2 separate regions of the Mus musculus genome follow, and region 1 is linked to region 2. A link is a loop called in an ENCODE intact Hi-C map of the cell type or tissue named here. Cell type or tissue: heart. All regions are shown on one strand. Each heading gives the region's core, and the rest is flanking DNA. Links, peaks and the distances in the headings are about the cores only. Region 1 overlaps Ppp3ca (protein phosphatase 3, catalytic subunit, alpha isoform). Region 2 overlaps Ppp3ca (protein phosphatase 3, catalytic subunit, alpha isoform).

Region 1 (15,420 bases), core at 3,615-11,614, 57 kb after region 2:
CAGAATCGGAGCAATGGCCCCTTCTCTAATTACCTCACTGCCGAGGTGCAACTCAACAACTTCTGACTACAGTATTTTGGGTGACTGAGGTATCACGTGAATAGTTTACTGAACCCCGCATTTAATGTGTATGCATTCTCTGTACATTTACATGTGCTTCAAAGGAAGAGGAAAACTGAGTTCTTAGCACGTAAGTGCCAGTGTGATGCCTGCTATAAATTAGACTAAGCTTCCTCCTAGCGTGTTACTAGCACGTCCTCAAACAATGTAAGTCCCTTAGCCATGGGAGCAAGTTAATGAGGTGCAAGCGAATCTCTGGGATTCAGAGTCCAGCAAGAGAGAATAGCATCCCCTGCCACCTTCTCTGCCACCAGGCAGGATGACACTGTGCATGCCTGACTGACAGTGACTTGTATTCAAAACACTTAACCCCAGCACACTGATGAAACCTCAGTCCAAATATTTAACCTCGTAAATTCCAAACTGTACTGTTTGACACCTCAGTATTGAATTAGCATAATTAGTTAACCCACAGTGACTTTTAAAAATCTTTCCATTCAACTCATTAGCCTCAATGCTTTCCCCCAAGTGAGGTTAATTTTTTTTTCTTGCCTGAAAATGTTTAATAGGGTTAATGAGCAAGAATATTCCCCTTTGTGGATACCATGGATTGTTAACATTTACATTAAGGGGAAACAAAAAAAAAAAATTAAAGGCATGTAAAATGTCTCATCTGTGATTACCAGCTATTCTTTCCTTTGACAAATTACTGAAGCCTCATGCTGAGAGCAGGAAGGTGGCTCCTTTTATCAAATAAAATATAGCCACCGCCTGTGAGAGATTAATGCTTTTGAATTTATTATATTCCTTTACCTAAAACAAAACAAAATTTCTTCACCCTCATTTTTCTTCCTCGCCCTCTCGCTTATCCCTCTCCATCCCTCCTTCCCCTATCTCTTTCTTTCTGATAGTGCCAGGGTCTCTCTATGTAGCCCAGGCTGGCCTAGAACTATCTATGTTGCCCAAGCTTTGAATTCAGAGTTAACCTAGCTTATGCCACCTGAATACGAGAATACAAGTGTCTGCCACCGTGCCCAGCTTAACTTAAAGCATATTTTTAAAGAGTCTTGAATTTAATGTTTTCATTATGCATTTAATATTAATTTATGAGGAACTGGAGATGACCTTGCTAGCTTTCCAAGAATCATGGGATTATATCCATATGGAAAAAAATGCCAACTAGAAAGAGGAAAACAAGAGAGGAAAGCAGCAGAAAGTCTTTTGAAAGCCACTTCTCAGTGAAAAAGACGAATATGTATCTACATATACATACCTCCCCATTCTTTCCTAAGCATATATTGTGACATTATATTATACCATCTATAAATGAAGAGTCTTAAAGACATTTGTATTGTGTTTTAATAACTGCAAACCTCAACACAAAAATGTTTCCACGATATAGCTATAGGACTAACAGTGTTGCTAACAGCTGAGAGTAAACAGACACATCTACAATCACAGAAGACATTTAAAAACAAAGTGAGCAGTTCTTTGAAACACAATGGTGAGTAAGGACCTTCACCTTTTTGAATCAACAACTATTTTTTTAATGTCCTATGCTGCTTCGCCACCATGAGTCTCCAGTCTCCAGCTTCTGAATGACAAGGAAGAAAAGCTATAGATAGTGAAAGCAACTTCCAGGCAGCAGATGAATAAAAATGCACAATAACCAATTGCCACTAGAAATCAAGCATACTCCAATGCCCTCTTTCTTCCTTGGTTGACGTATACGGCTATATTTGTGTTAACCTCCTGGAGGAGAACTTTACCATCTCCAAAACATAAAGGAAATGAACATCTCAAGTTCCGCCGGTAAGCAAGTGTTTATATAAACACCTGAGGCTGCCAGGCTGACACACATGGCACATTTGGAGGCCACAGGCCATGTCCTCCTTAACCGAAGGCTTGACTGGAACAATGTCCTTCAGACCTCAGACCCTGACCATCCTACTACACTGCCGTTGTCTCAGGCAGACAACCCTTGCTCAATGAGGCATTCTCCCAGACGCTACTTCCAAAGCAGAAAATAAAACCCAGATTTAAGACAAAAATTTGTCTAAGAGTAAGTATGCCTCATGTCCCAATGAGGACACTGACATTCAAAATATGCAACAGAACCCAGACTCAATCTCACCCTTCAGTCTGCTTCCTAAGTCCATGTTGTTACCGGAGCGCAATAGCGCCAGTATCTAAGTACTGTCACTTAAAAAATTTTTGCCTCTTACCCAAAGAATCGGGCCTAAACCTGATTTATTTCTCTGTCTGTCACATGACTAAATAAAGACTTTATGTAGAAATCAGATAATTTATAGAGAACTACAAAATTCCACTCAGAGAAACAGAATTCTTATTAATTCTGTAGTAAATTCTTACAAAATCTATTTTGAAAAATCTGCTGCACTGAATTTGAAATTTCCAGATCCCTCTGAAATCCACATATGAAATCTAAGTAAAATTCTGCTTTATACAGACCCGGATGTCCAAAACAAGCCATTGTTATTATGAACAATTATGGTGGGAGCCTCTCTCAGGGCTTATACCTCATCCCCCTACTCTCCCTTAAAGGTCTCTTTTCAGGGCAACAGCTGCTGTAGTCCCAATGTCACACAACCCAGAAGTCCAGGTTTCACAATCGGGGACATACACAGAGGAAGACAGAGGATCCCACCCAGAGGGAGCCACACTCTTTGTCACATGTCCTCAGCGGGGAGGAAGCAGCCTGCCATCCAGGCTTCCCTGAGGAATGAAAAGCAGTGCTGAGTCAGAATGTGGCCCTGGTCAGTTCCAACAACAAGTGGACATTCTGTTTGGTTGGTGGCTGTCATTTTGTGTGTTTGTTTGTTTGTTTGTGTTTTCTCAGAGCTGGACTTATAAAGGATGTATCAAAAATAAACACAGAAGAACAAATAGCAATGAGAGACAGATGCAGCAACTAGACAGTAAAATGCCACCCAATGAGCTACTTCCAATATTCAGCAAAAATGAAATCAAGTGTTTTAAACCAAAATAATAATAATATTTATATTATTTATTATAACAAAGAATAAATGATATAATATTATCATTATCATTATCATCATCTACTACTACTACAACTACTACTAATAATAATAATAATAATAGCCCCTCTTCCTTCCCAGTTAAAAATTAAGCCTAAGTTGGGGAGTAAGAGACTCACTTCCAGGTCAGCACACAATTACTTCCTATTCAGTGACTGCATTTAGTAAACTCAATTAACTGTCAACACACTTTCTAAGATTCTTAGAGACTGATCAAATTGTGACCAAGAATGGCAACAATAACAGACAAAAACCACACACTGAGGGTGCTCATGGAAGAAAAATGCTGATTTAATAAAGTTATTCAGGTTAAAATATAATTATCCCAAAATGTCCTTGCTTTCCCATCCACTACAACAGAGAAGGTCTCTGTACATTGTTTTTTTTTTTCCTTAGACACATTTTTTACAAATTATATAAATGAGAAGCAAATGGTGACTGTCAACTTGGCCCAGTTCACCATCTGCTCTTTGTGTAGCTAGTCAAATCCAAAGCATTATTCAAGGATTATAGACACACAATGATATTGTTGAAAGCCAAGGTCCTTGTTCCAATTAGGCACCCTCAACATATATTCATAACGACATGTACAAGGAATACGTCTTTATTATGCACACACAGAGCACATGCAGAGTCAACAATCTATCTATGATAAATAATTACTTTAATAAATATTTTTAAAAATTCACCTCTACAAATTAGAACAGCTATTTTATGGACAATTTTTAATAAAATATGAACTAATTAACAAAGTAACCACTTTTTTATAAAGATATACAAGAAATGTTGCATTCGCCACAGAAGGGTCAGGAGAAATATAAGAACAATGTGTCCACACTTGCTCAGTTTGTTTCCATCTTCAGTAGAGCCTGAGGCAGCAGAAAGTGTGTTCAGTAAGGAATGCGTCCATGACATGATGGCTTCACACCAGACAGTGGCGAAGCGTGAGCTGAGAACTGAATTGTACATACACCATGCCAGTTTAAGTTCATAACATTGTAATAGAAAATCCAATGAAATAATTTTACAACAGTTCTAAGATTTGATTTTTACTGACTAATTAGAGGCAAGATTTGTTTTAAAAATTCCAACACACACACACACACACACAGGCGCACATGCATGTGCATGCATTCACACGTAGGCGCGCGCGCACACACACACACACACACACACACACACCAATTATACCAAATCTTCATTATCCTTTACTCTGCTGATATACAAACAGACTGATTCTAATTCTTTCCTAGAGTGAACAAAGCAGAAATACACACACTGATACAAACATTCTATGTTGGGGACAGCATGCTTTGGGTATATGCCCAGGAGTAAAATTGCAGGGTCATATGGAAATCATAAACACTAGCGGCAAAGCAGGAGAGCAAAAAAGTCAATATAAGAGAAGAAAAGAGAATGGAAAAGTTGCCTTCACTTACACCAACAGTGCACTCTGAGGAAAGAAAAATATCCCATTCAAAGTAACTCCAAACAAAATAAATATTTAGGGAGATGTCTAACTCAAGAAACATACCTCTACAATTAAAACTTCAAGATACTAGTAAAAGGACTCACAGAATATACTAGAGAATACAAAGACTGTACATGTTCCTGGATTGGCAAAATTAATAATGTGAAAATGGCTAATATAAAAATTCACTTATGTATTTAATGTAATACCTATAAAAATTCCAACATCGTGTTTTATAGGTTTAGACAAACAATGTAAGAATATATATGGAATCACAAATGACCATGAATAGCCACATTAATCCTAAAGAGTAAGTATACTGTTAAAATTATTTTAATATTGAACCTCAAGTTGTACTTCAGAGCTATGGTGATAAAGACAGCCTGGTTCACCATAAAAATACAGTAAGACCAACGTGCATTATAGAATGCAGGACCAGGAAATGCAACGGTAAACCTATGCCCACTTAATTCTTTACAAAGGAAGCAAGAATACACTTAGAGGGAAGTCCCTGTTGGACGAATAGTGCTGGCCAAACTAGATTTATGCTTGCAGAAGAATGATGTTAAATTTTTAACTTTCATCCTGTACAATATAAATTCCAAGTGGATCAAAACCTTCCATTTAAAAGCAGAGGCACTGAAACTTCTAGAAGAAAATGCCGGGGTGATCCTTAAGGCCTTGGAGTAGCCAAGAAGTTTTTTTTTTTATTAGAAGACCAACAACACAGGAGCTATTGGATGGGACTGCAAGCAAATGAAGTGTTCCTGCACAGCCAAGGAAATGACCAATAGAAAAAACAGACAATCTATAGAACAGGATTAATCTTTATCAGCTACACCTCAGACAGGGAGGGGGCTAATATCCAGAAATCAAATACAAATGAAATAGAACTGCCAATCAACAAATGGGCAAAGGATCCGAGGTGACATTTTCCAAAGACGAAATTTCAAAACGCCAGAAACTATTTGCAAAAGTGTTCAATATCCCCAGCCATTAGACAAATGCAAATTCAAACCACTTTGAGATACTACCTCACCCCAGACAGAATGGCTGTCAGCAAAATCTTGACAACAAATGTTAGAGAGGATTTGGAGAGGCAAGCCCCGATTCCCTGTAGGTCGGTGGTACAAATTAATAATCCATTCTTTTTTTAAAAAAATATTCAGACAAAAGTTGCTTCCATTTTTCACTTTCCATCTCTTTATCAACCTTCTACATACTGAGCCCAGGCACTGAGTTCAGCCACAAATGTTCACCAGACTCTCCAGCCCTAACTGCCCTGCCCCCACCCTGGAGAAGGGAAGAGGTACAAGACTCAAGAGAAGAAGCCAGGAGCAACTGAAAAGATCCAATATGAAGATTAATATGAGTATCCTTGTCAACAAAACCTACAGTAGCATTTCGGGTGTGATTCTCAGTTTTCTCAAAGAATACAATTTCTTGGACTTAAAGGCCAAGATAGACATCTGCATGACATTTTCCTATCTCTTCCCCAGAAACATTTCTGCCTTTGCCATTATCTCCTCTGATCCCTAACACCCAGCACTACTGCCTGACATCACCAAGAAAAAAATAAAATTGATCTAACTCTTGTATATGATGTTAGGACCCAGGCAGGGCTTCCTCCGGCCCCTTACAGCAGTCACACCAGTCTAGACCCACCAACGAAAAAAATTAGTCTATGAAATGTGTGTGCACGTGACTAGGAGAGGAAAGAAGACGTCTCTCAAGATTCATCACAAAGACAGAAAGGCAGGCAGGCAGAGACAGACAGACTGACATCCTCCTAGAAAATAGTAGAGCACAGCAGCACTCTGCCCATGAGCATCCACCTTCATGTTTTCCATTTTTACAGCATCCAACCTTATGTAATATACAAGTCTGAGCCGTGTGAACGTGTGCACAGACCCATGGCAAAACTGTGCCACAGCACTGTGAATGAAAAGGTGGAAACCCAAGACAAGATGGAGTACAGGAAAATTCTGCTTTCACCCATTTCTTTGAGGATGCAGAAACCTCCAAATTTTATAGCCCCCTCCCCAACCCAGTAAAGAAAGGAAAGGAAAAAGGGGAGGGGGGAGGGGGAGGGGAGGGGAGGGGAGGGGAGGGGAGGAGCCCTGTGGTTGCCAAATTTCTTATTACTCCTAGGAACTTATCTAGACTTTTCTCCAAAGCTATGACCAGAGAGGTCTAATCCCTAAACCCAGTGACAAACCTCTGAGATGTGCTCTTCCTTATTGCTGATCAATGCTGTTTGATGCCACCTGTCACATGTAAATAGCCACTTACATCACATCATATTTACATTCTAATAACCTCAAGAACCTTTAAGTTTTCATTAATTCCTACAATGCTATTGACAAAATCCTTGGGAATGCAAAGAAGGAGGAGCAACAGAAAAGGGAAGAGAGAGGGTTGCTAGAATGTGGCCCACTGGGGTAGAGGAATCAGCACTCAGCATTGACATCAACTTCAAACATCTGCTTCTTCCCTCCTTCTCTGGAACTCAAGTTCTGTCCCTTATTTCACTGGAGACCAGAAACTCTTTTTCCTCACTTTATACAACAACAACAACAGCAACACCAACAACGGTAAACCCTAGTTACATCACCGCCTTTGCTTTCCCACTTACAGTAGCTCTGTGCACCTGCTGCTTGCTAAATCACAGCTGTGCGTCCGTCCGAGTGCAGGGGCGGTGAGGGAAGGCACAGACTCTGCTGTCCTCGCCAATATTTTGTCTTGGTTATATTTACAATTAATTGAACTGTTTCACACACACACACACAAATCTAGTGTCTTAGTAGCAATCAAAAGTAACCAAATCCTGACAAGATGCACAGCAGTGCTGTAACTTAGATGTTAATCCCCTGGAAATTAAAGTTTCCAAATTTTAAGCAATTAAGGCTTATGTAAATGCTGCTTTTACATGTTTGTCTCTGGACATCATTTCTCTGCACACTGGAAGATCCGTTAGGTTGTTACCTTGTCTCATTACTATTGCCTTTCATACTGTGCTAATACTGTGTTTTCTTAAGGAAAACATCAGAACAAACCCTTTGAAGTCTACTGTTGGCTTTTCTCTTCTCCTTTCATCCCTCTTTTAAAACAGGGTTGTGATTTCTAAATCATTCTGTCCTTCTTTTATCTACATACTTGTCATTGGATATACTTTCCTGTTATTTGTGGCTAAAATAAGAGTGTGTGTGTGTGTGGTGGGGGTGGGGGTAGCAACAAGTACATCTAATGACCTTTACTCCTTTTTTGCCCTTGAACATGATGCTGAGCTATTACTCACTACACTTGCTTCACAGACGCGCTCTCTGAAAACACGTATTATTACCACAGTCCATGTGTGGATTCTTCCTAGAGAGCAGTTACTAATATAACACAGAGACTATATCATCATCCTATCAGATGAGCATCCGAGTCTATGAACTCAACCGTCTAGAGTCATCAAACATCAGAAGAGACTCATACCAAATGAGAAAAGAATACTGCCTTTCAGATTACATTCCAGTCAGCAAAGTACAGTCTCAGCCATCGTTGCTTCAGTCCAACAATGATGTCATTCAGGTGTCGAATCGTATGACAGTCCCAGAAACCACAAATGCCCACCTGCTAGCAATGTAACGACACATGTTTTCAAAGCACATCAGTCAAGATCGTTGGCCAACAATGATGGCAAATATTTGGTGAGCCAAGGCACCAGCTCACTTGTGTTAGTACGAGCTGATATCAAATAAAGCCTATCTACAACAGAGAGTTCCACTTAAGGAGCCTTTAGAAGCCTGATGTGGTTAGAATGAGTGGAGCTGGCTGCAGAATGCTAATGAGAAAAGGAGTCAACAGGCCTGTTATGAAAGCACTGTGTGTTTGGGGAGTGTTTGCCTGGTCCCAGGAGAAGCAGCACCATCAGGACTGTTTGTCTAAGACAACAGATAAAGTCACAGCCACTAAACAGAACAAAAGGAGAACCGGCCTTCACTGTGTGTGCCATCTACGGAACCAGACATTTTCAAGTGCATTATTCTACTTAGTGTCCTCATTAATGCTACGAAGTAGCTTTGCTCACTGCTATATTTTCTTCACAATGAAAGAAACAAAACTTGTGTAAGTTTAATGTTGTCAGGGTCACCTAAAAAATATGTGGTGAGATCTGACTGGATCTGCTGAGGGTGATGGGTCCGCCATTGCCCTCTCCGGGGCACCCCTGAAGAGTCCTTTATCTACGTGAGAATCACAATTTCTGCACCTTAAGAAGAGCTCCCAAGACACTTTTCTGCTACCATTGACTCCGGATTTATTCTGTTTTCGTTGTCTTGCTTATTCCTTCATGAACATAGACTGAAAGGATGACTAAAGGAGAAAGGTATCCCAGAGGTCCCAAGGAAAAGCATTAAAGAAGCAGGTTGTTTCTTCCTAGGTTGAGAAGTTGAGATCTCCCTCTGGCCACTATGACACTTTTTACAAAGTTCTGTATTAGTGATAGAACCCCAAATGCCTCTATCATCTCATTTTACCTCTTCGAAGCTGTTATCAGATTGCAAAAAGGCCCAAAGATATTCATTGTTTGTGAATTATATCAATACTACCTAGATTACAGAAACCAGAGACAACTGACTAAATATAACATTTATATTTAAGACAGTGATGCTACGATTACAGGGGTTGCAACATATAAAATACTTGGACTGCATCTGGCATGCAGCCTGCTCTGTTAAGTACCACTTGATTTTAGTGTGATGGATGCCTTAGCTATCCATCAATGTGATGTACAGAGCCTTCACACACACACACACACACACACACACACACATGCATACACACAAACACACAAATACAGATAATACTAATTAGTGTAAATTACTCAGAATGTTGCCTCATATGTAACCAAAAATGTTAATGTTGGTTAACTCTCTTCCCAAGTAGAATCAGAAAAATACCGTCTGAGTGAGCAGTTTCCTTAGCTAGACTTGGACAGGCATGGTACAACTTTAACAAAACAACAGCAAAAATGACTTATGTACTTCTCTTTTTGAGGAGTTTTTATCCTCACCTCATCTGTTCCCACCCATCCCTCACCTCTTCCCCAAAGCCTGGAAGAATGGCTCAGCTTGGCTCTAGTCAACCTTTACAGTGAGATCATCTTATGTTCTTGAACTTAACTCTGAGACATGAAACCTCATTGGGAAGAAAACAGACAAACGGTCAGTTCTCAAAATCTAACTCTTCACGCCCTAAATAAGAATTCTCACACAAGCATCGCTAGTCATACAGGAAAGCCTAGCATGCAAAAGCCACACTGGTTTCTGGGTTTGAGTCGTTGATTGCATCCAGATAACAGGTAGGCCCTCTTCATCTTTGCCCTGGGATTCCCCATTTACCAAAAACAGGAACTTAGAGGCTTGCTTCAGTTTATGCTTAAGTGTTTTTAATACTCTAAACACTTCCTTCTCCCCACAGAGGAAAACAACATTATCTTTGTCTACCCCCCCCACACACACACACACACACATACCACATCACTTCGCCCAACCACCCTATAGGCCGACTGTTCCCTCTCACATGTCTTTGAGATAACACAGTTTTGAAAACTGGGCAAAGCACAGGTCATGAAGCTGAGTGGAATGGAGCCTGAATTTTGGCAGTTTTCTTCTCATTTCCGGGATTTTCACCTCCTCTCCACTTGAGGGGCCAACAATCATTCATTTAACAACGGTCTACAATAAGGTGACCAGGCTCTCCAGGAAGATCAGGAAATTCTAGCTGCTTCAGGGTCCTGCATGCAAAGGGGAGTCCGCATAGTGGGAACCACTTGTGCACAGCTCAAGTTATACCGGGAATACCAAGAATGTTCTAACAGAAAAGCTAAACTGTGAGGTATTTTAGTCCTAGCTTAGCAAGTGTGGTGCTGGAATGCATGTGATAAGGCTCAGTGCTATCTGGTTAGAATTATAAAGCACATTATTATTTTATAGGATTTATCCACAGTGCTCCACTGAAATGATTATACTCGGAAAAATAGAAAAATTCTGAATGATATTTTAGATTTCCTAGGTTAAAGAAAGAAAGAGGGGGAGGGAGGGGAGCAAGGAGAGAAGGAGGGAGGGAGGGAGGGAGGGAGGGAGGGAGGGAGGGAGGGAGGGAGGGAAAGAAGGAAGGAAGGAAGGAAGGAAGGAAGGAAGGAAGGAAGGAAGGAAGGAAGGAAGGGGAAAAGGAAAAGGAAAGGGAAAGAAAAGGAAAGGAAAAAGGTCTTCCTTAACAGATGATGGTCTGTGGTCAGAGCAATGACATGCAAGTTAAAAGGAGCTGGCATGTCTCTCATGCCTACTTTCCTCGAACCGGCCCATTCTGCATACACAGCTACTGTGTCAGCCACAATCCCCTGTGACTGCGTGCCCCACCCCCACCTCTTTCAAAAGTGTGTCCTTGCAATGTCCTAAGTGCCTGAGGAGACAGAGCAGGAGAAATGTCCTGAGCATTCCGGTTCCAGACACTCTTGCCATTCCAGGCAGAGGCTGCTCTCTTCAGCCTGTGTGCATTTCCGCCAGCCAGCCAGTTCAAGAGGCTTTACAGTGGGTCTCTTTTCTTAATGTCTCAGCAGCAGCTGCTGGCCAGAGCACATGACAGTGCAGCAAAGGTGCACGCTGTGGGTCTAACACAGACCTGGACAGCCACAGTGAAGAATGTGACAATGTCTCTGATTCAACTTCCCCTTGATACAGTTCTCTGGTGTCAATAGTGCCCGTGTCTGTCTGTCTGTCCAACCTACTAGAATGGAAGTAATTTTAAACTTCCGCAGCATCCTGACTTCCGTTCTAGACGTCCAGAAGAGTTCACAATCCAATCAAAAGAGAACGTCTAAATCCTTACATGAAATTTAAATGTCCTGATAAAATCATTCCTCAAAACAGCCTATCTGATTTCTCAGGAAAGCTTTTCCTTTCCCGACACCATTCTAAAGTGTCTGGGAATGCAGATGCTGATCTTCCGTGCCTGAAAAACGGTGTCATCTAAATGCACCCTCGTCTAAGAAGGTCTTTCATCCATCGAGAAGCGATGTCAGCCTCAGGCCCTGCGAGTTGAGTTCGTAACTGAAGACAGGAGGCAAACAGAGCCCTTTGCTGTTCTCTCCACTATGTTTAAGTCCATTTAATTAAGTCCACTGTCCTAGAGAATAGGTGAGATCTTAAGACAAACGAGAGTGATAGAGGGAGGGATGGAGGGAGGGAGGGATCCATGGAAGGATGGAGCGATGGAGGAAGTAGGAGAGGGTGTGGGGGAGTGGGGAGAAGGTGGTTAGTAGTAGCTAACCTTTCTCAGAAGTAACTAAAGGCAACTAAACGAGAAGAATATGTTGAGTAAGCATGGGAATGTCATCCACTTTGACTGAGTTCTTGCTGGACTTTAGTCTCTTAACTAAGCACGTGCTATGCACTGTTTAACTTAACGTTCACCAAGCTGTATGAGGTAAGCGCTGCTGAGTACCTCCATCTTGGAGATACTAAACCTGGCTTCTGGAAAGCTAAGTCACAGAGACAGATCCAGTGGCAGTCTAAGCACTTCCAGCATTTGGGGTGTAGGCCTGACTCAACCCCTTCAACACTTTAGTCACCTCACAGTGAGGGGGCCTTAGGAAAGCGGCTGAAGACTGGTGTAGCAGCGTACCTATTACATATCTAGATGGGACACCGCAGAAGCAAATCCTTAACCCTAAAGCTACAGAAAGAACTCACTCTTTAGGATGTAGAGACATTCTACATGTTACGATGCAGTGTTGATTTTCCTCATGGATTACACCTGATTCAGATTCTAAAATCCATGGCCCGAATAGCTTCACACTCCCAAAGGATCTGGAGTCACCATAGTCATTGAGTTTTAACACATAAATTGGGAAGGGGGGGTGGGGGCAGACTGCACAAATGTCCCGGCAGGTAAAGGCACTTGCCACCAAGCATGATGACATGAGTTCAATCCCCAGAACCTGCAAGGTCGAGACAGCCTCATTCTGCAAGCTATCCTGTGGCCTCTACATCACTTGCAGTCACATAAAGCAAAATGTATAAATGGCTGTAATCGTTTTTTTTTTTTTTAACATGTTCAGATCATTGAGTTTTTCAAATGTATCGGGATCCTATTGAGAAGCGCTGGGCCAGAGAATCACAGAGCAGTGTAGTAACTCAGAAATTCATTTGTGTGAAATTCCAAACAATTAGGAAATCACTTACCTCACGTTTTTATCACCTGAAAATTACAAATATTCTATATATGTTATTACCTGACACCACACACACACACACACACACAAACACACACAAACACATCTATCAAAATAAAGAATCAAGCACATGTTTATTCTCTTCAGAATTGTTTAACTTAATTCTTCTGACTACTTAAACCTGCCTATGGGAGTAAAGTATGAACTATTTTATACAATGATTAACCTTCCTACATGATAGAGACAACAATACCTCCTAATATAATTTCCTAAGAATTATTCGGTGAGTTAAATAATGACAAGGAGCCAGAATAAACGGAAATGTGATGGTTAGCACAACCCTTCTCCTATTCTACCCTTCAGTGAAAATGAAGGAATCTCCCAGTGTCTTCCACCTTCTAACAAGAATAATTCTGAATATCTGCAGTAATAAACAATGGCCTACCATCTTATAGAAGCATTTTAAGTGAAATCAGTAAAAGTGCACACATAGACCCAAGATGACGGTAGACTCCTGATTTACATCATGAAGACCACATTAGAGTTAGGACTGCATGCAACTGAGTGTTGCTGACATTATTATGGTCAGTGTCTGGGCTGAATTTAAGTTAAGAGAATAGGACATAGACATAAATGGTGTTTTGAGATGTAATAAAAATGTTGCGCTTTATGACGTAAGAAGTATAACTCTTCGGTAATTGCCTCATTCAAACATCTTCTTTTACAGAACAGAAGCGGAGCAAAAGGCAGGTGAGGAAGCCACGAGCCCTCAGCACATCTGAGAATAGGAGGCCTGCCTCCAGACTGACCGGTTTATTTCCCTGGGACTCAACAATGCTCTGCAGTGTTTAACTGTCCATACTGCCCTCTGAGAAGAATGAGGAAAGTGCAAATCAGGCTGGTGTTAGTTATAACTCCAATCTACCCAAGGACCTTACTCTCCAGGGTTTGGCGAAGAGAAAATTTGCATTAACATCTGCCCAAAGCTGACTTTGTGGCCTTGTGCTGATGGGCAGAGGACTCAGAGGAATAGTGTGAGGCAGGACAAGTACCTGAAGGGAAACAAGTTAAAAATGCCCCGCCACGATCCACAGGAGACAGTGTGCAGCAAATGTGAATGTGTGTGTGCCTGCTCCGTGTTACACACAATGGGAAAACTATATGTGAGCTGACCAACTGAACCCCTTCCTAGTTTGGACAGTTTCTTTTTTCTTTTTTTCAACCTTTATTTTTTTTTCTTTCAGTTCTCACTCTTACAAAGGTAACACCTGGAACCAAAGTTGGGCCATCTACCTATTGTATAATACCTAGGAATCTGGAATATGTCATCCATCTCAGAAATCCTTACATGTTCAAATACTTAACAATCTCATGGCCCTTGGCCCAGGGCTAAACACTTAAAATATCCAACCAGCTTATACTAACAACATTCTTGACTCCACCTCAGATCACAATGAAGTCAGAATTTCTGGGTGTAAGCCCTTGGCCTCAAAGCCACTTGGTTCCTTGGTATTGCAAACACTTTCAGTCAACAGAAAGTTTCTGAACATTAGATTCACAGAGAAGACGCCCTGGTTCATGAAGAAGAATCCCTGATCTCTCCCAAAGAAGGAAACGTCGGGGCCTTTCGAACTATGAACTCTACAGTTCTTTTCTGTTACCATCCAGGAATTTCTGAGTTTTTGCTTTTACCATAATTAATTTTAAAAACTTAAAAGAACATCAATACACACACACACACAGATACACACAGACACAGACACACACGCACACACACAGTCTGAGTTCCCCAGTTACCACTAGAAGTATTTTTCCAGACCAGCAGGATGCATTAGCCTAATTCTCCTTTCCTTTGTAAGTCCATTTAGCTCCATTACTTTCTAATTCACATTATCATTTATTTCTTTATGTTGTATTCTTTATGTATCATCCTTCAACCAGGTATAGTGGAAATGCAGAAATGCTATTCAAATTCTTTCTTCTTAAGCATGCTTCACATACTACTAGCTTCTAGCTAGTGAGCTGGGAGAGAGATAGTCAAAACAGAGCTTTCTCTCTCTCTCTCTCTCTCTCTCTCTCTCTCTCTATATATATATATATATATATATATATATATATATATATATATATACATATATATATGCATAGTTATATATGTGTATACATATACATATATATGCATGGCATCCAACACCATAACTGGTAGTCTCCACCCAAAGCTATGTTCCATGGCACAATCTCAGATTATTGCTAATCACAGTGATTGGTAGCTGTGCCATGGTATCTGATTGTAACAAACTGAAAAATTAGGGAGTTCACATAATCTTATAAAGTCCTTCTTTTACACAGTAAATCCAACAAAGCATGGCTCTTTTACATGCCTCTTATCTATAAAAATGTCCCTGGAGGGAGCACCTTCACCCTTGGTGGGTTGGTTGGTCTCTCTCCCCGCCTCTCTCTCTGTCTCTGTCTCTCTGTCTCTCTCTGTCTCCCTCTCTTTCTGTCTCTGTCTCCCTTTCTCTCTGTATCTGCATGTATGTATATGTGTATATATGTATGCATATATGCATGTTTATATGTGTTATATATATGCATGTGTATATGTGTAT
Region 2 (15,420 bases), core at 3,757-11,756:
TTAATGTAGCGATAGTTGAGTAGGAGTATGACAGTTTGAAGGAGAGATATCAGTGAATTTATATTTGAGTTAGAATATAGGCTCTGGAATTTACAATGAGGACTCAGGTGTAAATGAGCTGAAAAAAAAATCATTTATTTTGAATGAACAATAATTTAGGTGATGTGGCTCATATGAAGAACTGAGCCTCAAGGACCATCCATGTGTTATATCGTGGTCTGTGTGACATATGACATCTGACTCATGGCTTGTGTGACATCTTTAGCACCTGCCCGTCTAAATAGGTTGACAAGGAAAGTAATATGGAAAAGACTTTTGAATTTGTCTTAGATGTATGGTCTCAAAGTCACATACCCCACTTTTGCTCACATTTCCTTGATTGAAATCTAGTGTGTCTCCTCCGGATAGCTACAAAGTATGCTGGGCCACAAAAGTATGCTGGGCCACAGTCTGCCTTCAAACCGGGAGCTCTGAAAAAGTGAGACCTGGAGAATATATGCTGAGAGGCAATAATAGTCTATAGTCAACTAAGTCTGACAGAACAACATTCCATGATGTCCTCTATGGAAAGCTTATCAAAAATTTCTCTTTATTTTAACTCTTCTTGACATCATAAAAATCAAACAACTATTCTTAACTAAACATATATCAAAAATAAGTATGAATACTGTAAACACTTGTTAAGGCCACTGCAGAAAACAATTAGCTATTTAGGTTATAGGCTATTAAGGACTGGATTCTGCTACCACCATAAGTTCATGAGTATTACTCGATCCCCTTCCATGATGTAAGTTCTTACTTGATGTGTGAAGATAGAACACAAAAGTCAGCCATCATTTTCTAAGGGTTTCTCTTGTCTTTGCTGTTGTGCTGTGTACTCCAAGCTATCAGCCTGTTGTCTTCTAGGTAATCTGTCTCTATATCTCACTTGCCATACGAATTCTGGGAATACAGATGTGTACCACCATACCCAGCTTTTTATGTAGGCTGGTAAGATCAAACTTACATCATCACACTTACCATGCTTATGAAGATAGCATCTGTGCACATTCAATCAATCCCCCAGCCTTTGTCTTTCATCTTAGAAACTAATAACTGATTTATTTTGAGAAGAAGAGGAGAGGCAGGCAGGCACCAATGTTTTGCAACAATTACCACTTAATGGGTATTTTTGGGAAAAGGAAGAGAAAATCCAGTTTGGAGTCCTTCCTTCACTGGATGGCTGAATTGTATCAAGAACTATTCAAAGAATTTCAAGTTTTATTTAAATGAGTCCCACATTTTCTACATGTTATAAATCTGTGCCTTAAAAGTAAGGTCCTGTGGGTCATGGGGGAGTGAACTGACCTTTGAATATTACTTGGCTTTGTAAACATATGTTTGGGTGTGTTTCTCTCTCTCTCTCTCTCTCTCTCTCTCTCTCTCTCTCTCTCTCTCTCTCTCTCCCTCTCTCTCTCTCTCTCTCTGTGTGTGTGTGTGTGTGTGTGTGTGTGTGTTATAATTTTTTCATGTATAAAAATGGTTACCTAGTGAGTTACTATCAGGCTGCTTCATTGTTTGAAATAGAATCTGAAATATCAGCTATTATCTGAAAATGGTTCATACCACTCCACAGAATAGAAAAGAATAAAAGCATATTAGAGGCTAATCAATACACATTATTTTGACACACAATTTCTTAACCTACAATTTATTTTTTCCAACTTTACTTCTGATACTTGCATAATGTTATCTTATTCAAAGACTTGCTGACATTATCTTGGAACTTACTAAGATAGCATTATAAAGACATCTTGGGCTTTCTAGAAACCCTTGCAAGCCTTCAATGAAAAAGATTCAGGAAAACTATCACCAAACAGTGCTTGATTCCTGAGGAAACCTACACCATTCCTTGAGAGCCATAAAGCAACATACATTCACATAATATCTGCAAATACAAAATCCAGGAAATGTAGATTTTGCATTGGTTCTACAAACTATTTTTTTCACTAATTATTTACTTTGCACCCCTATTGCAGCTTCCCCTCCCTCCTCTCCTCCAAGTCCCTCCCTCTCACCTCTCCTGCTGGGATACCCTCCTCTTCATTTCTCCTTAGAAAAGGGAAGGCCTCCCATGGATATCAGCCCACCTTGGCATATCAGGCTGCAGTAGGACTAAGTGCATCTTCTCCTAATAAGGCTAATCATGGCAGACCAGATAGGGGAGTGGGATCCAAAGGCATACAACAGAGCTAGAAACAGCCCATGCTTATTGCTAGGAGTCCCACATGAAGACCCAGCTGCACATCTGTTACATACGTGTACAGGGCCTAGGTCCATCCCATACATACTTTCAGGTTGGCGGTTCAGTCCTTGTGAGCTCCTATGAGCCCAACTTAGTTGTATCTGTAGATTTCCTTGTGGCATCCTTGACCTCTCTGCTTCCTTCAACCCTTCCTCTCCCTCTTCCACAGGATTCCCTGAGCTGTCTTTGGTTGTGATTCTTTGCATCTGTTTCCATTAGTTGCTGGGTGAAGCCTCTCAGATGACAGTTAGCCTGCTAGACTCCTGTCTGCTGATACATAGGATCTACAAACTATTGTTTTAAAAAGTCAATCACCAAGATTTGAAAATAAAGTGTGTTGTTATCACAGTGGTTTCAGCCATCAAATGCAAAGCATCAAGGCAGAGGTGCCTAAAAATTGTCTACACTCACATGTTCAGTTAACAACTTCTTATAATTGGAAAACATTTCATAGCTAATATTTCATAAGTTTTAATTTTTATTTTATTCCTTCTAACTAATGTCCGTACACCATGGTCAATGCTCATTTTTCATTTTCATTTTTTAAAAAATAATTAACATTATTACAGTTAACTTTCTTGACATTTAAGATGGCTATGGTCCAAAGACTTACTACCTACACCTTTTTGCCCCACTTCATACCCCACTTGGTCTTTCCTATATGTTGCTAAAACTAATATAGTTAAATGGCCTATGCTGCGAATCACTGAGCAGAGAAGTAGAACCACAGGCTGCCATTTCAGCTAGATAGCAATGACAAGAGCCAGTAGACACATAGGGCTGATAGGACAAAAGAAACAAGTTCCCGTTGGCACGTACGTCTCTGCTGTACTTCATAGACCCTAAGCTTCTAGGTTGGGAAAGCCTTGCACTACCTGAAGTTAAAAAGAAGACAGATGAAATCACTTGCCCCATGGTACATGCCAGCAACTAGCAGACTACAAGAATCAAGGATTTACCCAGATATGATACTGGGTGTGGTGAAAATAAAGGCTAATGTTGTCCTTAGCCAACACACAACACGTGGTTGCATTACAGGGCTGGAGTCTCATCTCTTATTCTGACCCACTGCACTCCTTGTTAAAATGTACTCACATCCATGCATAAACTGTTTAGACCAATTTAATGTGCGAACACCAGAACAGTCCACAGTGAGAAAGGAAAAAAAAATCTATAGATTAGGTTATGTCAACAATAATAAAATATGCTAACTGGCCACAAACTGTTTTGCAAAAGAAAAGGAAAAAAAAAAGAAGATTTTATTGTCTCCCTAATTGAGTCTCAACTTGAATGGATATTTTATATCAATAATGCAGATAATTCGCTAACTTTCACCTAGTTTTGATATATATTTAATAAGTTAATACTAAGCTAAGGCTTTCATTTGAAGGCACTCACCATTAGTGTTTAAAACATGCTGAAGAAAATTTCAAACAAACGAAGCCTTTGTTTCAAGTCTGTGTTATCTGATAACCACACACTTACCTACAGACTAGTTAAATATGCACTCAAACTTTACCTTTTAAAAACTATGTGAAAACATACTTACCTGGACCCGCCAGGTGATTCCACATATCATACAACCTATGAGCACAGCTGCCTCCCCGATACTGCCAACCAATTAGAGCACTGCCTGTGATTTTATCCATTCCACCTTCTAACAAGCCAGCAGTTTCAGGACTAGGATTGGAGAGTACGTGGTCAAACTATCAACATGAGCTTCTGACAGCATTTTTTTGTCTGGAAAATGAGTCCCTTGGTCTGAGGAGATGCTGTGTGGGATACCATAATGGTGGATACAGCCCAATTCGTTTTTTTTTTTAACTTTGCTCTAAAGTAAAGAATCCGGTTGGCTGAAAGGACCCTGATATAGCTGTCTCTTGTAAAACTAGGCCGGGGCCTAGCAAACACAGAAGTGGATGCTCACAGTCAACTATTGGATGCAACACAGAGTCCCCAATGGAGGAGCTAGAGAAAGTACCCAAGGAGCTAAAGAGATCTGCAACCCTGTAGGTGCAACAACATTATGAACTAACCAGTACCCCGGAGCTCTTGACTCTAGCTGCATATGTATCAAATGATGGCCTAGTTGGCCATCACTGGAAAGAGAGGCCCATTGGACACGCAAACTTTATATGCCCCAATACAGGGGAACGCCAGGGCCAAAAAAATGGGAATGGGTGGGTAGGGAAGTGGGGGGGAGGGTATGGGGGACTTTTGGGATAGCATTGAAAATGTAATTGAGGAAAATACGTAATAAAAAAAAAGAGAAAAAAAAAGAATCCGATGATTATGTTATGGAAGATAAAAACAAATTTGCCTATCACCTTGACAAAGTAGAAAGGAAAAGTCAAACGTGCCTTTGTTTAAAAAGGGAAACAAGTGACTCTGGGTATCAATTCAATTGGTTCCCCTTCAGAAGCAAAAAGTGACATAGGCCTCTGCTGCCAAAGCCCAGATAGACCTACTGTGTAACAAGCCATCTCGGTAGCATCTCAGATCCGATGGCACACTTGCAGGCCAGCTAGTGACTCCATCTAATGTGAGATTAGGCCCAGGAATTTCTAATTGATTTGCCTTATTTGTATTATATTATTTATTTATGCCTGTGCATGTGTGTGCACTATAGCATATGGAAGGAGCTCAGGGGATAACAGTTGAGATTTGGTTCTCTTCTGTCACCTGTGGGCCCCAGGGATCCAACTCAGGTGGTAATTCTTGGCTGAAAGAGCCCTTGCTGTCTGACTCAACTCACAATGCCCCCAAAGAGAAGTTTTTAATATTATAGTGTCAAATATCAGATCATAAAACTCAAACAAAACCAAAAGCAACACATTAAGAAAAACACTATCTCCAATACAACAAAAATGTATGATCCTGACAAGAAAGGTAAGCATAAATAAATGACGTTGTTAATATCCATTCTTATAAATGAGATCATTAAGTAAATGTGGCGTGAAGTAAGAAAGACAAAGCCAGAATGTTCTCTCATGTATGAATCCTAGTCTATTAAGTAACACAGACACACACGCACACGTATATGTGTATGTATATATATAATTTATATGCATATATATGAAATATTTATACATATGTGTATATGTGCCTATAAGGTCTAAACTATTGAAAAGAGACCAAATGAGTAAAAATAGGTGATGACAAACTGCAGAGGGATGGAAAAAGAGCCACATCTGAAAAGGTAAACATTGGAGAGAATAAGAAGGGAATCAAGATATTGTGGGCGGGCACAAAGGGGGCAGGGGGAATCTCAGAGCACACATTGTTCAGAAACACCAAAAATACATCTAATGCCTTGTATGTTAACTGAAAAAAACTGAAAAAAAAATAAGTAGAAAAAGAATTGATCACTAAAAGAAACTCATTTTACGTTTGACTTATCTTATGTATGCGTTCTCTTCCCAATTATCCTCATTTTATTCTCTCCCAGGGTTTTAGATTATAAACAAGAAAAATCGGTCCTTCCTTCAGAAGCTGAGAGTATTAAGAAAAACAAACAAAAACCAAAACAACAACAAAATTTAACCTACAGATTCCTTATTTTAGCAATGACCTCGGATGTTGGGGTTATGGTTCAATGTTATGGGCACTTGCTGCTCATACAGAAGACCACAGTTGGATTCCCAGCACGCATATCAGGTGGCCCTGTAATTCTACCTCCAAGGGATCTGACATCCTTTCTGGCCTTGAAAGCCACTTGCATAATGGTGGCACTCACATACCTAGACACACACATACACACACATAAATTTAAAAAAACTAATATCTTTTTTTAAAACAGAAATTTCTAACTAATTTATATGGCACTTCAAACTTCCAAACTACTGCAGTAAGACAAATATTAATAAATTTGGAGGGGGAGTTAGAAATAGGGAAAATGATAAAAGGATACCTGCTGCTTAAATTACCGATATTTAACTGCTGTTTATTGATATGACTGACATACACAGAAATATAGAAACAAATATACCCTGGAGTTCCCATATGTTTTAATTTTGCTATTATTATAATTTACTTTGAGCAAATCAGTTGAATATTTACATGAGATCTGTTCTGACACAGAAGAGCACCCACAATACAGTGTACCTGGAAAGCCTTAGTCATACAGACAAGAGCCCGGGCAGAGCAAGGTCTTCAGTGATGAGACTCTGACCCTTCTATTCACACCAGATCTCACAATGCAGAATTTCAAGAGAATCATTATGACCCAGAAACTCATTAGATATTCAAAGTCTCTGTTCCAGACTCGAGACCTCTGAAAACATCCAGGGGTTGACTCTGATTGGTGTTCCCATCTGGAAAGGCTAACCACCATGGTACTTTCAGTCCCGTTTCTCATTTGTTAATGAAAGGTCAACAGGGTAGGATCAAGAAGTGAAAAGATGAGAAAAATAGACATTATCTTCTCCATCGTGTGTGTGTGTGTGTGTGTGTGTGTGTGTGTGTGTGTGTGTGTGTGTGTGTGTGTGTGTTACCTCACCTGCCAGGTCAGAACTACTGATTTGCCGCCCCTGGGCCAGGTACCAATAGGATTAGGACTGCAGAGAGAGCCCTGAAAATCTGGCCACTGAAAGTGCAAGTTTCAGAAACTGCAGAAAGGTAATATTCTGTCCCCATGTAAACTAAGTCCACACTCCTTCCTGGTGACAAATGATAGTAGGGTAAGAATAAACACTGATCTTTTAGGTCCCACTAGGAATCCAATGCCACTTAGCTCTCCCCAGAGTTGCAGGCAAGGGGAATTCTAATTGATGTCAGCTGCTTCAAGGGAAGGGCTACCGTGACCTTAAACTTGGCCCCAGGTCCACTCTCACATCCAGGAACAAAGCCAGAGGGTTCTCCTGGCAACTGCCTGATGTGCTAAATGGCAGGCCTAGCCATGGAGGGAATCCTGACCTGCACCAGAGACAAATCCGCCACTGCAGGAAGCAGACAGACGGAGAGATTAGCAGTTAGCCCAGATGATGCCCGCCCATGCCCTCAGCCCAGAGAGCAGAATCAGGGTTCTAAATCACTCTGCAGAAGCTGAAGCCCCTGCTCTGCCTCTGCTCCACCGACAGGCTCAGAGTACTCTGCTCAGCCAATAGGAAACTGGAGAGTAAGACTTTCCATAGGACATGCAGTACCAAGCTGGAATCTGCAAGAATACCTTACACTCATTGGCCTCCCTCTGCCAAAATCAGGGTTTCCTTGAAAGCCTGGTTCCTGACCAGAGTTGATACAACAGGACTGGCCCAGATCATTCCACTCTTCAGTTGCTTGCTCACCCACCTACCATACCAGGTTTTCAACAATAATCCTTGCCACCATTCAAAAGATGTCTATTTCAATTTGTGTTGTTATTTCCCACCCAGAAGGCTATTCTGCATCTTTTTCATATAGTAAAACAGAGGGACCCATTCAAACACTAGGTAGCCTGTCAGTTTTCAAGTTCTTTTCTACATTTCCCCCATTATCAGAGGCGTCTGCCTCAGCTCCTAACAAATTAAAAGTATCTACCTGTGGTGTGATTCCAAGGAAGGCCTTTAGGAAAGAAAAGGAAGCACGCTCCCAGTCCCAAGCTTCCTGAAGAGTTCTAGTTCATACCTGGCACAGGTTGGGTCCCAGTTAGGTTTGTTTTTCTTTTCTTTTTTTTTTTTTTAAGCTCTAATAATCTAATCAGTGGATACTGTCAGGGAAACCACTATACTATTATTTGGAAAATGAAAAGGAGTTTGGACTTTGAGACAGCTATACTTCCAAAGGTAAGAAAGACCATGCATGGCCTTTAGATTAGTGAGAGCTGTGATGTGCCTTTCGTTGGGCAGACAATGTTTCCTGCTATCATCTGTGTCCTTGGAGGGCAGCAACCAGGTCTTGCTCGCAAGTTCATACCCCACATCATCTATATCAGAGGTATAAATATCTATCATGTTGATTGACCAAACTGAGTGGTCACACTAATATCTAGCTGCTTTTTTTTAAAGTATCATGTATATACATTTGCAGAGGAGCAATTATAAAACAAGAGCCAATTTTCAGAATTAACTTTGGCAATATGTTATAATCCTCTGGCTCCTTCTCATTCTTTGGGTTATTCGGTCTTTACTGATGTCTAGGTTGTTCTCTATGTAACCTGTCTCAGTAAAACTGCCATAAACACCATACACCATACCTCTTGTCTCTCTTGCTGCTCTTAAGTAGCCCCTCTAGTGAGCATAGTCTATCTCTGACTCATTCTGTGAAATCTTTTTCTGATTCACCACTTTGTCTGCCCCTCAATTAGATATCACTTTCTTTCACATATGGTTGCTTCCTTCTACAAACTAACCTTACCTTCATATTTAGGGATTAGAGCTGTGTATTAAGGGTGTGTCTATATTCCAGCCAAATTTGATCCAGGGCATGCATTGCAGCAGGATCTTTGGATGTGATCCCTTGCCAGAGCAGCCATGTTGCTGATTAAAATTCCTCTACCTAAAAATCTATAAAGGGATGAATATCCAATTGTTACTAACCAAAACACTGGTTCCCAGGTTCAACACAATTAATCAAATTATGGCAGATGTCAGGGCTCTACTCCTACACAGAAAATACTTTTATTAATAAAAAGCACAAAAGAATTGCAAGTAAGTTAAGGAGCAACAAATATTTGCAAATACATTATTTGCCATTTGCTTTTTCCTTAATGTGGAATTGCCCACATGCACATACATGTGCCCATAAACGTGAAAAACAGGCACACCAAAATCACATATATATGACCATAAGAAAAATGAGAAACAGACACATTAAAGTCAGGTTTCAGGCCATTATCTGCCCAAAACACAATCATGTCTCCTTCATTTTTCCTTATGTCTTACCAATATATGATCCTTGCCCACCCACCCTACTCCCTTTTATATTCTCCTTTCTTTTTTGAATTCTTTCACAGTTTGTCTTTTAAGGGTGGCAAAGAGAATTATATAAAGGATACTTTATTATGATAATTTTCAAGTATAAACTAATTATATAACTTTGCTGATTCAATTATCTAAACAAATAAACTCTAAGTTAACATATAAATATCATCTAGTAGACTCAGCTGTCCAAATAGGGTAAAATCTCAGAATAAGGTCACCAGATATCATAAAACATTACCAAGGTCTTAAATCAGGTCCAGGACCTCTACATCCTGAAGGCTTGATTGGAGAGGTTTCCTGGACTAAGTATTTGAAATGACTTTATGGGGTGACTATCCCTAATCCAAAAGTCTGACATGTTCTGGTTTCTTGAAAGTTTGAATGGTTCCCTGTTGCTCAGAAGGCTTCAGATATGGGAGGTGTCTAGATTCCAAGTTACTGTTATTTCACTTTTACTCCAAACAAAAAGAAAAGCTTCTCTAGGTCCTTGATCCATCTGCCCTACTTTCCCCCAATTCATCCATGTTTCAGTTTATGTTCAGAGAGTCATAGGTTAGAGTATGTTCCTTCCTGTACCTGTTGAGGTCTGAACACTTAGGTCTCCCGCAGATGCCTATGCTGAAATCTAATATCCAGTATGAGAGACTCTGGAAGGTTTCATGAATGGCACTATACAGCACTTGTAAATGCAGTCAGTGTCTATAGACTTGGGCCCCCCTTCCTTCTCCCATGTAAGAACACAGGAGAAGCCATTGTCTGTGAACCAGGGATCAGGACCTACCAGGAACATTAAATCTTCTAACACCATGAACTTGCAATATACTGGTAGATTTGTTGCTTATAAATGAGTTAGATTTAGATATTTTTGTATAGCAGCCTAGACAGAAAGCTTTTCTCCCATTTACCTTGATGTTAAATAAATCCTTTTTGCCCAGTGTCTTTGCCGCTAGTATCTGTATCTTTATATTCAGAGTAAAATGGAGTAGTGACCACAGCAAACACATAAAACATTTCATGATCCATGAGATCCAAACAGCTTCAAATCTCTGTCCTGAAAACTGCTTAAGTGTCGTGTGGAATCTGTTTAGAGGAGCCAGGTGTGTCCTGAGCCTACACACAGGGTTAGACTTCAGAGATGAGACCTCATACACACAGTTCTTCCACGATCTTCCTCTGTTTCCTTCCAAGGGCAACTACTCACCCAGAGGAGGTGACTGAGCCATTCCAGAGAACATATTCCCCTAAACATTATCTTATGTTTATTTTTAGCTATACGTATCATCTTCATTAATACCTATTTGGCTCATTAGTGAATTTAACATCAAGTCTTCATTGGAAGGTGCACATTATCATGTGAAAGGTAGAGAAAAATAAACCTAATAAAATCATGTATCATTTATTCTTATAGGTAACAAATAAACATAATCAGAAAGATATAATCTAATGCTTATGCATTATCATTAATATAATAAGGCAATTACAATCAAGTGATAAGATATTCTTGCTGCTGTGTATTATTTAGTAGTCTTAAATTACTAATTTTATCTCATTTTGTTTCTAGGGTTTCAGTGCGGAAGAAAGGGAAGTACAATCACATCCTTGTAGCATGAGCAGGAGATAATGCAGAACCCCATCTGATAATACGGAAACTAGGGCTGACTCAGATGTGCACAGGGTAGGCTTGTGGTATGACTTAGTAACAATGGCCCAACACAGAGTCAATCTCAAAAGAACAAATGCCTTCTGCTACCAAACTCTAACCTCCATCAGCATTGAAATTGCTAACCAAAAATAAACTGTGGATAAGGTCAATTTCTTTGGACGGAGAATCCTTCAGTACTCTGCAATCAGCAAAGGTCTATTCTGACACTCAGGGAACCTCTTCCCTGTGGTATTGTCCCATGCAAAAATAGACCTGAATAACAATAGCATAAATATATGAAGACTCAGAAGATGAAAAACCCAAGTGGATATAAAAATCTTTTCATGTCCCTTTCCTTTCAAATATTCTCCATTGAAATGTTTTCTCAGGCCAAGTTTAAAATATTAAAAAATAAAAATAAACACTTTTAGCTCCACTGAAAGTAAGTGCCTATACTCTCAGCAAACTCCATAGACAGTAGATTAAATTCTCTGGGTAATAGGTGCTGCCTTATAGTAAGATTTCATTTTTATGATGCAAGAGGAGCATACTTACAATAAAATATTTAACTTTCTAAGAAAAGTGACAAAAAAAAGAGCATTAAAGAAGTAACCCTAGGCACAATGCCATAGGAAGGAGGCTCAAGTATTCTCTCATACTTTAATATGGACCAGAACAACTCAGAGGACTTAATCAAACAGAGACTACTAGACCTGAGCACAGGAACCCAGACTCAGTAGTTGGAAGGGGAACCTGAGAGTCTACATTTTCACAAGTTCCCAGGTGCTGATGAGAGTACATAGCCTGAAGACCATCCTTGGCACACCATTCAGTCTCTTTTCCCTCAGACATGGCCTCCTCCAGCTCTGGTGAAGGCTGAGGACACCACAAGGAATCTTGCCTTGTGGTAGGCTTTCTGCTGATAGAACACTGTCAATCAACTGAGTATCTGTACCAACACTGTTACACATCATTTTTGAGATCACAGCAATTCAATTGTGTAGGCAAAAAGTGAAAATCAAAATATTTCTAATGGACAAATGATATCCTTAATGCAGATTCAATGGTAAAAGCAGATGGTGTGTAAGTTGTCTGAGGGCTCACTGGTGGGGAAGACTTATATAGTGGTTGGTGTAGAGTGGGCTCCATGCTTGGGCCTTACCTGTGACTGGTGCGTCGATATCCAGCAAGTTTTTTTCCTGTCGGAGAATCGAAGCACCCTCTGTTATTATTCTCAATGCAACACTTTCTTCCAGCCTGCCCTCCTTCATGAGATGTGCTTTTAAGATATCCACACGAGGTTTCCCATCATTATCAAACACTTCCTTTGCTGTCAGCCGGTGACTTGGTGGAAATGGAACGGCTGCAAGAAAAAGTCAAAAGGTTACATTAACCAAAGCTCATCAACAACAGGCCAATGACCGCTGACACCAAAACTGTCACTAACCAGATAACGCTGTTTTTAATACAAGCTCAAATTAACACACATTCAGAGTCTACCAAGAGTTAAACACTGACTTCTTCCATTGATTTGAGAAATAATTAGTGACCATGGAAAAGAGGGGCTTATGGGTCTTCTCAGTCAGGACTACTGCTTGCATAAGAAGGATCCTGAATGAGTTTATATGACCACGTGCTTCCCATTAGGCAATCCCTGATGCCATAAATAAAAACAGATCCTAAATTCCCACTGATAACCCACCCCAGCAAAGATAGTTCTGCTCTGTTTGGACCAATAGAAGGGATGAGGCATCTTGACAAGTAGATCTGTTCAAAATAAAATTCCATCTCTGAGTCAACTCTCTACCGTTAACCACTTACGATTAATGAAACGAACAGACGGTTTAAAGCAAAGGCCAAAAATGCACTGATACTTGAATAGGAAGGTCAAATTTGCATTTAAAATTGCATCAAATAGCTCAGCCATAAAGCAGCTGCAACACAAGGTTGAAGTCCCTCTTCCCTGTTTTTAAAAGCTAGGCACAGTGGGTGACCTGTGCCTAAAATCCCAACATGGGGAGATAGAGACCAGAAGTGCCCTAAGGATCAGTGATGACTCTTCAGCCCCGCTAGGCTGACCTGTGAGTCTCAGGTCCCTGTCTCAAAATGCAAGGCTGAGAGCCTCCTGAAGAATAACACCAGAGGTTGACTTCTGGACTCTGATAAGAGCGAGTGTGCGTATGAGTGAGTGAGTGTGTGTGTGTGTGTGTGTGTGTGTGTGTGTGTGTGTGTGTGTGTGTGTATGTGTGTGTGTGTGCTGAAGGCACGCTGTGAAGAGTGAAGAAGGAACTGGTGAGGTAGCCCAATGGTTAAACCCCTGCACAGGAAGCATGAGCACCTACACCAGGCTTCCCAAGCACCACATACAAAGGCAGGCGTGCTTACTCAATCTGTAACTCTGCGGTTTGGTGGCAGAGGGAAAGGTCCTTGGAGCCCAAAGACCAGACAATCTAGCCCAAAAGCTTTGGATCCCGTGAGTGAAGACATCTGTCAAAAACCATAAGGTAGAGGGGATAGAGGGCACTGGCTACTGACTCTCACACTCACGTATACACACACATTTATGCACACATGTACACTGCACACACAGATACAAATATAAACACATACATACGAACATAAAAACATTTTAAAATAGGAGGAGACAATATAAGGAGAAAAAAACATAACCAGGAAAATGTCATGAAGACAAAATGGTTGCTTAGGTGAAAAAAATAAAAACAAAAATTAAAAAAATAAACCACAATCCTTGATTCCTTGTTCCATTTACCCCATGCAACTGTACATGAGAATTCCCTTTAGCTACTTTCACACCAACATCTGTTGAATGCATGGCATCATGCTCATTGTGACAAATAACTCTTTCACCAAGCTCCTATAGAAGCCAGAAAACTCAAAGATCCATTGTGAGAGATGGTGACAGGAATTCTGATAAATAAGCTATGATAGGAGCTGTTTTCAAACTCATTACTTATCGATGTCACACAAGAAATCATCCCCTGGACAACTCAGATTCATAGATGCCATCTGCAGAACTCGACTGTGCCATACCCACAATCCTACGTTCCAAAGAGTATTTTCATTAAGACTCTTCTCTCAGCAGAAAAGAATTAATCAAAACAAAAACAAAAAACAAAATCTGTTCTCCCACTGTACAATATACTTCCTCAAAGAAGTAAGACTTAGATAATGTCATGAAATGTATAGAATCTCTAATTTATAGAAATTGCAAATACATTTTTTTTAAAACCAGGAAATGAACTTTTACACATGGTTGCAACTTTGGCTTTCTAACAATCCAACCACAGACATGTGTCAGTGCAGAGGAGAGGAAGGGGCAGCGACAGACTCCATGGGTGACCAGTAGAATTTGGGGACCTGTACAAGGAACCTGACTATAAACCTTAACTGTGAACTTTCAGCTCTATGACCTTGGGAAAGTAAAGTAGCCTCCTCTGGCTTCAGCCATGTGCATGTACAGTGAGATTATGTCCATCTGTGGAGTTTTATAATAACTAAAGTAAACAGCCAGAGCAGCAACAAATAGCTACGACACTGTTATTTTATGCCAGGCTTTGCGTAGGTAATAAAGCCACACAGGATGGGAAAACTGTAAGCCTAGTAAGACATAGGTACATGTGCTTACATATAAACTCCTTGAGTCCCTAAAACATAAATGTGTGGGCAACCTGAGGTTCAAGATTATTAAATAAGCACACTGCCCAATATAACCACCTACTTATTTATGTGTAAACTCACTGACTATAAATCTAGGCAATCTGATGCCAGTATACTACTATTAACAATTAAACTACACTGCTTCCAAAGAGTCCTCAAGACAATGCATATTCATTAAAAAGGAAAAACCAATCAGTAAGTCACGTTTTAGAACTGAAATTCTGATCCTGGGAGATGTTTCTAATAGATAAACAATTTCCCTATGACAAAATAGTCATTTTTTTTAAGGAATCTACTGAGCTACAAAACAGGAAGCAGAATGTCAGTGCACAGCCATTGCTCACAGAAGACAGAAAAGGAGGATATTAGGTCATGGAGCTTGGAACTTCTTAGCCCTCGCCAATACTTCTTGCCTAGATGTTTGTTAGGCAAGTATGGAGGGTGATAGTTCTGTCAGAGCCAGGAAGAAGGCTGAGTTTGACTACAAGCACTCACAAAAAGCTGACACTCCTGCACAAGAGGATCCATCAGGTTCTCTGGTGAACTAGCCAGCCTTACAGTGAACCTCAATCTGTGAGTCCCAGAAAGAGAACTTCTATCTGAAATAACAGGTGGCCAGTTCCGGAGGCACTGCACGAAAAGCTGAACTCTGACCACCACAAACACTTGACTATGTATACACACCCTGGAATAAAGAAAGCACAGAGACAAGTCAGTGGTCACCCTTTTTTTTTTTTTTTTTTTTTTTTTTTTTTTTGGAGACAGCATCTCACTATGTTTTTATGCCTCTCTCAAACTAGCAGATTTGTCTGTCTCCCGAATTTTTTTTTTTTTTTTTGTTTGGTTGTTTGTTCGTTTGGTTGGTTGGTTGGTTTTTTGTTTGCTTTTTTTTTTTTTTTTTAACCTGAGCCTTCATG

Evidence for each region. A loop is a pair of places that touch in the nucleus more often than their neighbours do. Peaks named below come from ENCODE experiments on the same cell type or tissue, not always from the same donor. Only the 100,000 strongest peaks of a DNase experiment are listed, where the experiment ranks them.
Region 1: a loop joins it to region 2, with 1.9 times the contacts of the local background. A loop is called at or near these places in 1 of 42 quality-filtered maps.

The regions. Positions count from the first base shown.
Region 1 is chr3:136,737,476-136,752,895 of GRCm38, reverse strand. The region is part of intron 1 of Ppp3ca (protein phosphatase 3, catalytic subunit, alpha isoform); the gene reads right to left. Among named protein-coding and RNA genes, the nearest start is that of Ppp3ca, 75 kb to the right of the region's middle. In heart, for the core only: no CTCF peak of the experiment used is centred there; a DNase peak (open chromatin) is centred at 8,377; H3K4me3 peaks cover 369 bases; H3K27ac peaks cover 1,263 bases.
Region 2 is chr3:136,794,494-136,809,913 of GRCm38, reverse strand. It overlaps Ppp3ca (protein phosphatase 3, catalytic subunit, alpha isoform), which reads right to left. Exons shown (of 14, transcript NM_008913.5): 2 at 11,988-12,188. Among named protein-coding and RNA genes, the nearest start is that of Ppp3ca, 130 kb to the right of the region's middle. In heart, for the core only: no CTCF peak of the experiment used is centred there; a DNase peak (open chromatin) is centred at 7,123.